Regions from separate parts of the Homo sapiens genome. Here region 1 is linked to region 2. Evidence: chromatin loops called from intact Hi-C (ENCODE). Cell type or tissue: Calu3. All regions are shown on one strand. Region 1 overlaps MSH3 (mutS homolog 3). Region 2 overlaps RASGRF2 (Ras protein specific guanine nucleotide releasing factor 2).

Region 1 (4,000 bases), 190 kb before region 2:
GTGTTAGCCAAGATTATCTCAATCTCCTGACCTTGTGATGCGCCCTCCTCGGCCTCCCAAAGTGCTGGGATTACAGGCATGAGCCACTGTGCCGGCCAAAAAATTAACATTAATTTATGAATATATTTGAATTTCTTGAATTTTCCCAATGTCCCCCCGCCACCGGCTTTAGATTTTAAAATGAAAGACCTAATCAACTTTTACATGTTGCATTTGGTAATTATGCTTCTTTAGTCTGTTTGAACCTAGAATTATCTGCCACGTTTTTTGTTATTTTACCATGGTATTTTTTGAAGAGTCCTTGCCATTGTCTCAAAGAATGCCTTATATTCTGGATTTATTGATAGTCATGTGTTCATATTGGCAGTTTTAAGTCATGGCATGCTGGCCAATGTTTAACAGCCAGCTCTTTGGAAGGACAGTCATGTTTGTAGAGTTTGCTGATTTCTGTAGTGTAAACACTCCCACCAGGGCTGATGTCAAGCTACCACTGGACTGGAGTTGGGAAGAGATGTACACAGTTGATTTTCATGAGTCCATAGGAACCAGCTCTAGACCACCACTGGTCTGAGTACTTTATATATAAACTCAGTATTTTTCACGTGACCCCTGTAAGGCTAAGTATCATACCCAACTTACAAATGAATAAAGTGAGATGCAGAAATAAGAAGTTAATCTTCCAAGGGTAAGGGTTGGAGCCCAGATTCAGCCCCAGCCATCCGGCAGCCAGATGTCTGGCCTTTGCCAGCCTGCCCATGGTGAGCCTGCAGGCATCAGTCTAAATACATCTGTTAGTCTCTCACTTTAAAACCATAAACAGGCCAGGCGCAGTGGCTCACACCTGTAATCCCAGCAGTTTGGGAGGCTGAGGTGGGCAGATCACTTGAGGCCAAGAATTCAAGACCAGCCTGGCCAAGATGGTGAAACCCTGTTTCTACTAAAAATACAAAAATTAGCCGGGTGTGGTGGCATGTACCTGTAATCCCACGTAACTCAGTAAGCTAATGCACGAGAATCACTTGAACCGGGGAGGCGGAGGTTGCAGTGAGCCGAGATTGCGCCTCTGCACTCCAGCCTGGGCAACAGAGCGTGACTGTCTCAAATAAATAAATAAAACCTTAAACAGTAAAAATTCAGTGACGTCCTTCAGGGAGCTTTATTGTATTTCAAGTAATCAACCCGACAAATGAAAAAAACTAAAAACAAAAAAGATATGTGAGAATTTTTACAAGCTAGTAAGTTGGTATCAGTCTTTTGCCCTGAGGAGTCTTGAATTGTAAGACCAGGAAGAGATTCCAATTTACTTAAATCTTTTGAGACTAGCTTGACTCAGAGTCTTGAATGGAGGGATGGAAATTTTGTCTATTCAGTTTCTTTTCTATTTCACTTTTAATTTTCTATTTTAAGGGTTTTCAGGGCCTTTGAGTGTTTCAGTTGTCCTGGCTTTTTCCTTAGTATTACCACTGAGAATGTGAAAACTGAACTAAAATTACACCTTTCAGTCTTCAAGGACTCACATTCTAGAAGGGTCCTGGGATTTGGTGAGGTAATTTCATGTTCATTCTATTCAGACCTTACATAATTTCATAGATCTGGCTTCTATTCTCTTGTCATTATTCCAGACTAAAGAAAGTTGAGGTCTCCCAGGCTAATCATCCTGGTGTTATTCTTGATTCTTTCTTCCTTTTGGTCCCTTTATCTGTTACCAAGTTCTTTTTTTTTTTTTTTTCCTCGCTCTGCCACCCAGGCTGGAGTGCAGTGATACAATCATGACTCATTGCAATCTCTACCTCCCCAGCTCAAGCAATCCTTCCACCTCAGCCCCCTAGTAGCTGGGACCACAGGCATGCAGTGCCACACCTGGCTAATTTTTAAGTGTTTTTGTAGAGACAGGGTTTCTCTATGTTCCCCAGCATAATCTTGAACTCCTGGGCTATGTCCAACCTGTTATCAAATTTCTGATTGTCTTTTTCCCCCTTTGAGGTGTTTCTTTGATTTGTCCCTTCTTCTGTTGTCTTCTAACAGCCCATTATTACCTCAAACCATTCTTACTGTATTGGCCTTCTGACTGGGCCTTCTACTAGGTTGACCCAGGAGTTTTTATTATATTATCCCTAGGCTGTAATTGAGAGTTGCGAAGAGTGAGCTAACAGTAAATATAACATCATAGAAGCATATGATACTCTAATTACTAAGTGAAGAAAATCATGTAAAGTAAAAGTATGATACAGTTTTATATGTGTATATTTACATAATGCACAGCATACAGACTTTTATATTTTTAAAGATTATATATGCTTATTATTGTATTACTAATATGCTTATTGGCCATGTGTATATCTTTGGAGAAATATCTATTCCTATATACATATGAACATACATACATATATATATGTATATGTAGACTCAAAATGTTAACTGATTATTTCTGGATGGTGAGGTTACTGGTGATTTTAATTTCTTTACTTTGCAAATGCAGTTGGCTCTTGATATCTGTGGGTTCTGCATCCATGGATTTAACCAACTGCAGATTGAAAATATTCAAGGAATGAAAAGGATGGTAGCATCTATACTGAACACATACAGGCTTTTTTTTTCCCCTTGTTATTATTTCTGAAACAGTACAGTATAACTGCTATTTATTTATAGCATTTACATTGTATTATGTGTTATAAGTAATCTAGAGATATTTAAAGTCTATGGGAGGATGTACATAGGTTATATACAAGTACTTTACCATTTTATGTAAGGGATTTGAGCATGTTGGATTTTAGCATCTGCAGGGGGTCCTAGAACCAATCCCCTATGGATACTGAGGGATGACTGAGCATGATTTCAGAAGTTCCTATAATGTACATATATTACTTTCAGAATAAGAAAAGTGTATTAAAGTTTTTATCCAGAAAAAGAATATTGGCTGAAATTTAGCTAGAGCATTTTGCAACTAGAGCCCCCACTTGAGAGCAGCATTGATTGTTATGTACACTATTTATTGAGGTACCAGATGGTGTGACTATGATATCATTAAAAAAATGATTAACCTCAATGAACCTGACATCAGAGGATTGAATACCAGCATTACAAATGTATTTGTCACTTACTGAGGTACTAACTGTTGTGCATTAGTCACATTACTTTTGATCAAAATGTTGTCAGAAATTAAGGCTGTAGACACTGCTGTGGATTAAATCCTCCCTTGAAACATGTCTCTCTTTTTTTTGTTCTAGAAGATGGACTGTGTATATTCAGTAATCTTCTCAATTGCAAATTATTTAAAAATTGAATTATATCATAAAAAATTATAGAAATTCATTTGCAAATATTTTCAATTTTTATTAACTTCAGATATCATTGAGCAACACTTCATGGTAAACTTCTCTAGTCATCATAACACTATAACAGCTTTAGAACCAAAGTGTCTTCATCTGCTTCCTATGGACCCAGCAATATCTTTTGGCCAGAGGTTAAATCATAGTGCCTTGACTTCATCCTTAAGTTGGTTGGTAGCATAGTGATAAAATTGCTTGTTGTTATGCTATAAACCCAGTCTACCAGATTGTTATCTGCATTGACCATTTTTCAGCTTACCATTTTTCTAAGTATGGATAATCTCTTTGAAGTTTGGCAAAGTGTATCAAATGGACAAAGACCAAGATGTCAAACAAGCCTTCTTTAAGAGTTATGATGTTATAGGTTTATGATAGTTTTTCATTTTATTCATGTCTTATTTATACCATTGACATCAGAAAGAGCATTGTTGTTCATATCAAAATAATTACTTATCCCTTCTTGCTTTTTTGTTGTTTTAACTGAAATGGGACCCACTAAGAGCTGTGTTAACTCATTTCCATCTTAAGAATTAGATCATCAGAGATAGCTACCCTCAAGTCAAGCTGCTGAGTAGTAGCAAATTAGAGTCTTGAGGACCTGGGCAGGACCTGAGAAGGAAGGAAAGAGTGAGAAAAAAATTGACCATTTGTTACTGCTAAAGCTTTGATAC
Region 2 (4,000 bases):
TTAAACCTTTGTTAGGCGGTTATATATTGGAGTTTGCAGATTTTGATTTGTACATTAACATTTCAAGACCTGAGTTATAAATCCCATCTATCTATAATTTGGGGAGCTTTATTTTTCAGGACTAAGGATATGGAATGATTCTGTTAAATTACTCACAATATAAATTCCTCTCTGAAATTAGTTTACCTTAAACAAAGACTGTAAATAGTAAAATTTTATTGATATTTAAATGAAACTAGAAATGATATTTGTTAAATATCAACATAGCACTGTGATAAATGTTTGATTATTTTATAACATTTGGCCTTTATTCTAAAATCTAACCATTATTCTAAAATTATCCATTACATTTTTATTGGTGCAACTTTTAAATTTTAGCTGATTGAGAAGTTATAAATACATGAATTTGGTTCCGCCAAAGGGAATATGTTAGCATTTTTGCCCAAGGAGTTAAAAATGTAATTGTGTATATATTTAGAAAAAAACAGTAGCAGGTTTGTTGTTGTTGTTGTTGTTGCAGAAAATATTGGCATCAGTAGGTGGAACAGAGATGCAAAAAGCACATGGACTCACAGTTTTATTTTTTTACTGGCACTTGAAAAACTAATGATTTAATGAAAAATAAGGATTCAAATCATTTTTCCTAAAACTTATTACAGTGACTACAAAATGCTTCAAATATACTTTTAGGGAGAAAGCAGGAAAAAAATAACAAGTTTGAGTTGGTCTGTGTTTATTTAACTAATATACTACAGTGTTTCTTTTCTTTGTTAAAAAACTGTAAAGCAAGAAATGAGACAGAAAGTTGGGGAGGCCTATATAAGAATAATTTACAGCTTTAGATTAAATAAGTTAATCAGAATTTTAATTCTCATAAGATCTGAGAAGATAAAGATAAAATGATGTAAAAAAAGCAATCCTTAAAAATAAAATTTGTTGGCCGGGTGTAGTGGCTCACGCCTATAATCCCAGCACTTTGGGAGGTCGAGGCAGGTGGATCACCTGAGGTCAGGAGTTAGAGACCAGCCTGACCAACATGGCGAAACCCTGTCTGTACTAAAAATACAAAATTAGCCAGGCGTGGTGGAGCATGCCTGTAATCCCAGCTACTCAGGAGGCTGAGGCAGGAGAATCACTTGAACCTGGGAGGTGGAGGTTGCAGTTAGTCGAGATCACGCCATTACACTCCAGCCTGGGCAAAATAAATAAATAAACACATAACATCTCTTGGTAAAGAAATAAATAAAAATAAAATAAAATTTATTGATCCTTTAGTGCTTAATTAAAAAAAAATTCAGGTCACAATATCTGTTTTTAGCTCTTATGATACTTACCAGTATGACATTGTGAAGACCTGTGGTGATGGAAACAGCAGGGATATGAGTGGTACTTTTTATTATTTTCAGGGTACTGAAGTGTTTCATTTTGTCATTGTCTGATTTAATTTAGACATGCCTGATTCATTTCCTGGACTGTATTTATAAGCCCATGCCATTTGTGTGACTAATGTAAACAGTGGGGTCAGTTCTTTCAAATAGAGGGACTGTTGAAAAGCTAGGAGGTTTCCTGCATTTAGCAATGTGGAAATAGGGAGGTGATAACTTGGTCTAAGGCTCAGTAGATAACATTATAACTGATCACAAAAGAAGTCATGACGAGATAATGTCAGTGATTCATAGGAATAGGAGGCCACTCATATTAATATGAATTTGCTTTCTTTTAAGAATGTAAGAATATCAGTTTCTAGGTGAAGTGCTGGTGTTGTGTATGGTTCAGTTCAGGATTTAAACTGCATAGGATTCAGTCTTGGCTCTGCTACTTACCAGACACATGATCTTGAGCAATTTCTCTTTCTAAGCCTGGCTCCCTGCCTGGAATATGGAGATCCGGATAGTACCTGCTCCATCAGGTTGTTGTGAGGCTCACAGGCCAAGCTCTTGGCATAGGCCTGGCACATGGTGAATGGTCAGCACATTTGCCAGCTAGCATTTTTATTACTCTCTTTGATATTCCTCTTTTTATTTTCATTATTAGGATGACTTAGAAAGTATTTTCCTTTCCTTTCCCTTTCAAAAATACTTTAACACACACAAAATAGAATATTTCAGGGAATGCCAACCTACTCATCCTCCAGCTTCAACATCTTCATCTTTCTGCCATTCTTGTTTTATCTGTCTCCATGTGTACATTTTTTTTTTTGTTAGACCACTTTAAAGCAAGTTCCAGACATTGTATTATTTCACTTGTAAATAAGGAACTTTTTTCCTTTTTGGCATAGCACTTTTTTGGCACTGGAGATTGCACTGGATATAGCTCTGAAAAGGACTATCTTGGAAAGAGTTCATAATGAGTTTCTGTTAATAATGTGTGCTATTATAAAGGTAGCCCTCTTTTTTGTTTCTTTCATGTTATAATAAAGGAAAAAACTTAAGACAATAGTTGTGAAGACATAAAGGAGATGGAATTGGCTTTTAAATAAGTCCTAGTATGTTAAATCTTAAAGGGAAGGAAGTTTGAATCAATTTTAAAAATTGAGACGGAGTCTTGCTCTGTCACCTGGGCTGGAGTGAAGTGGCGCAGTCATAGCTTACTGAAGCCTTGAACTCCTGAGCTCTAGCGATCCTCCTTCCTCAGCCTCCCAAGTAGTTGGGACTACAAATGTGTGCCACCACACCCAGCTAATTATTTATTTTTTTTTGGAGATGGGGTCTCCCTGTGTTGCCCAGGCTCGTCTTGAACTCCTGGCCTCAAGCAATTCTCCTACCTTGGCCTCCCAAAGTGCTGAGATTACCAGCATGAGCCACTCTCCCTGGCCAAAATGAATTGCATAACCATGATCATGGTGTAAAGTGTTTTCATGATTTGATCCCACTCTAAGGGGCAATTAAATCATTGGTGATCCTCTTACTGAGATCTTCTTTCCATTTACCCAGCTCCTCCAGCTGTGCAGGACTCTTTTTTTTTTTTTTTTTTTTTTTTTAAGTTGGAGTCTCGCTCTGTCACCCAGGCTGGAGTGCAGTGGCGCCATCTCAGCTCACGGCAATCTCTGCCTCCCAGGTTCAAGTGATTCTCCTGTGTAAGCCTCCTGAGTACCTGGGATTACAGGTGTGCACCACCACACCCGGCTAACTTTTGCATTCTTTTTTTAGTAGAGACAGGGTTTCACCATGTTGGTCAGGCTGGTCTCGAACTCCTGACCTTGTGATCTGCCCCCCTTGGCCTCCCAAAGTGTTGGGTTTACAGGCGTGAGCCACCACGACTGGCCAGCACTCTTTTTTCTTTTTTCTTTTTTTTTTTTGAGACAGAGTCTCACTCTGTCACCCACGCTGGAGTGCAGTGGCGCGATCTTGGCTCACTGCAAGCTCCGCCTCCAGGGTTCACACCATTCTCCTGCCTCAGCCTCCCAAGTAGCTGGGACTACAGGCACCCGCCACCACGCCCGGCTAATTTTTTTTTGTATTTTTAGTAGAGACGGGGTTTCACCGTGTTAGCCAGGATGATCTCGATCTCCTGACCTCGTGATCCGCCCGTCTCGGCCTCCCAAAGTGCTGGGATTACAGGCGTGAGCCACTGCGCCTGGCTAAGCACTCTTATTTAGAATCAAGGATAAGAGTTTCCTACACAGATGCCAATAATACTTCTTCTTCTTTTTTTTTTTTTTTTTTTTTTTTTTTTGAGACAGAGTTTTGCTCTTGTTGCCCAGGCTGGAGTGCAATGGTGCGATCTTGGCTCACTGCAACCTCCGCGACCTGGGTTCAAGCGATTCTCCTGCCTCAGCCTCTCGAGTAGCTGGGATTACAGGCATGCACCACCACCCCGACTAATTTTGTATTTTTAGTAGAGACAGGATTTCTCCATGTTGGTCAGGCTGGTCTTGAACTCCTAACCTCAGGTGATCTGCCCGCCTTGGCCTCCCAAAGTGCTGGGATTACAGGCATGAGCCACCGCGCCCTTTGCACAGTTTTTCAACAGTGAGAATGTCATCCATGAGCTAATGTCT

What was found. Peaks named below come from ENCODE experiments on the same cell type or tissue, not always from the same donor. Only the 100,000 strongest peaks of a DNase experiment are listed, where the experiment ranks them.
Region 1: it touches region 2 in a loop (3-fold over the local background); 1 of 110 quality-filtered maps calls a loop at or near these places.

Annotation. Positions count from the first base shown.
Region 1 is chr5:80,779,766-80,783,765 of GRCh38, forward strand. All of the region lies in intron 17 of MSH3 (mutS homolog 3), which reads left to right. Among named protein-coding and RNA genes, the nearest start is that of DHFR, 130 kb to the left of the region's middle. In Calu3, no CTCF peak of the experiment used is centred here; a DNase peak (open chromatin) is centred at 1,806.
Region 2 is chr5:80,966,169-80,970,168 of GRCh38, forward strand. All of the region lies in intron 1 of RASGRF2 (Ras protein specific guanine nucleotide releasing factor 2), which reads left to right. Among named protein-coding and RNA genes, the nearest start is that of RASGRF2-AS1, 7.3 kb to the left of the region's middle. In Calu3, no CTCF peak of the experiment used is centred here; a DNase peak (open chromatin) is centred at 1,893.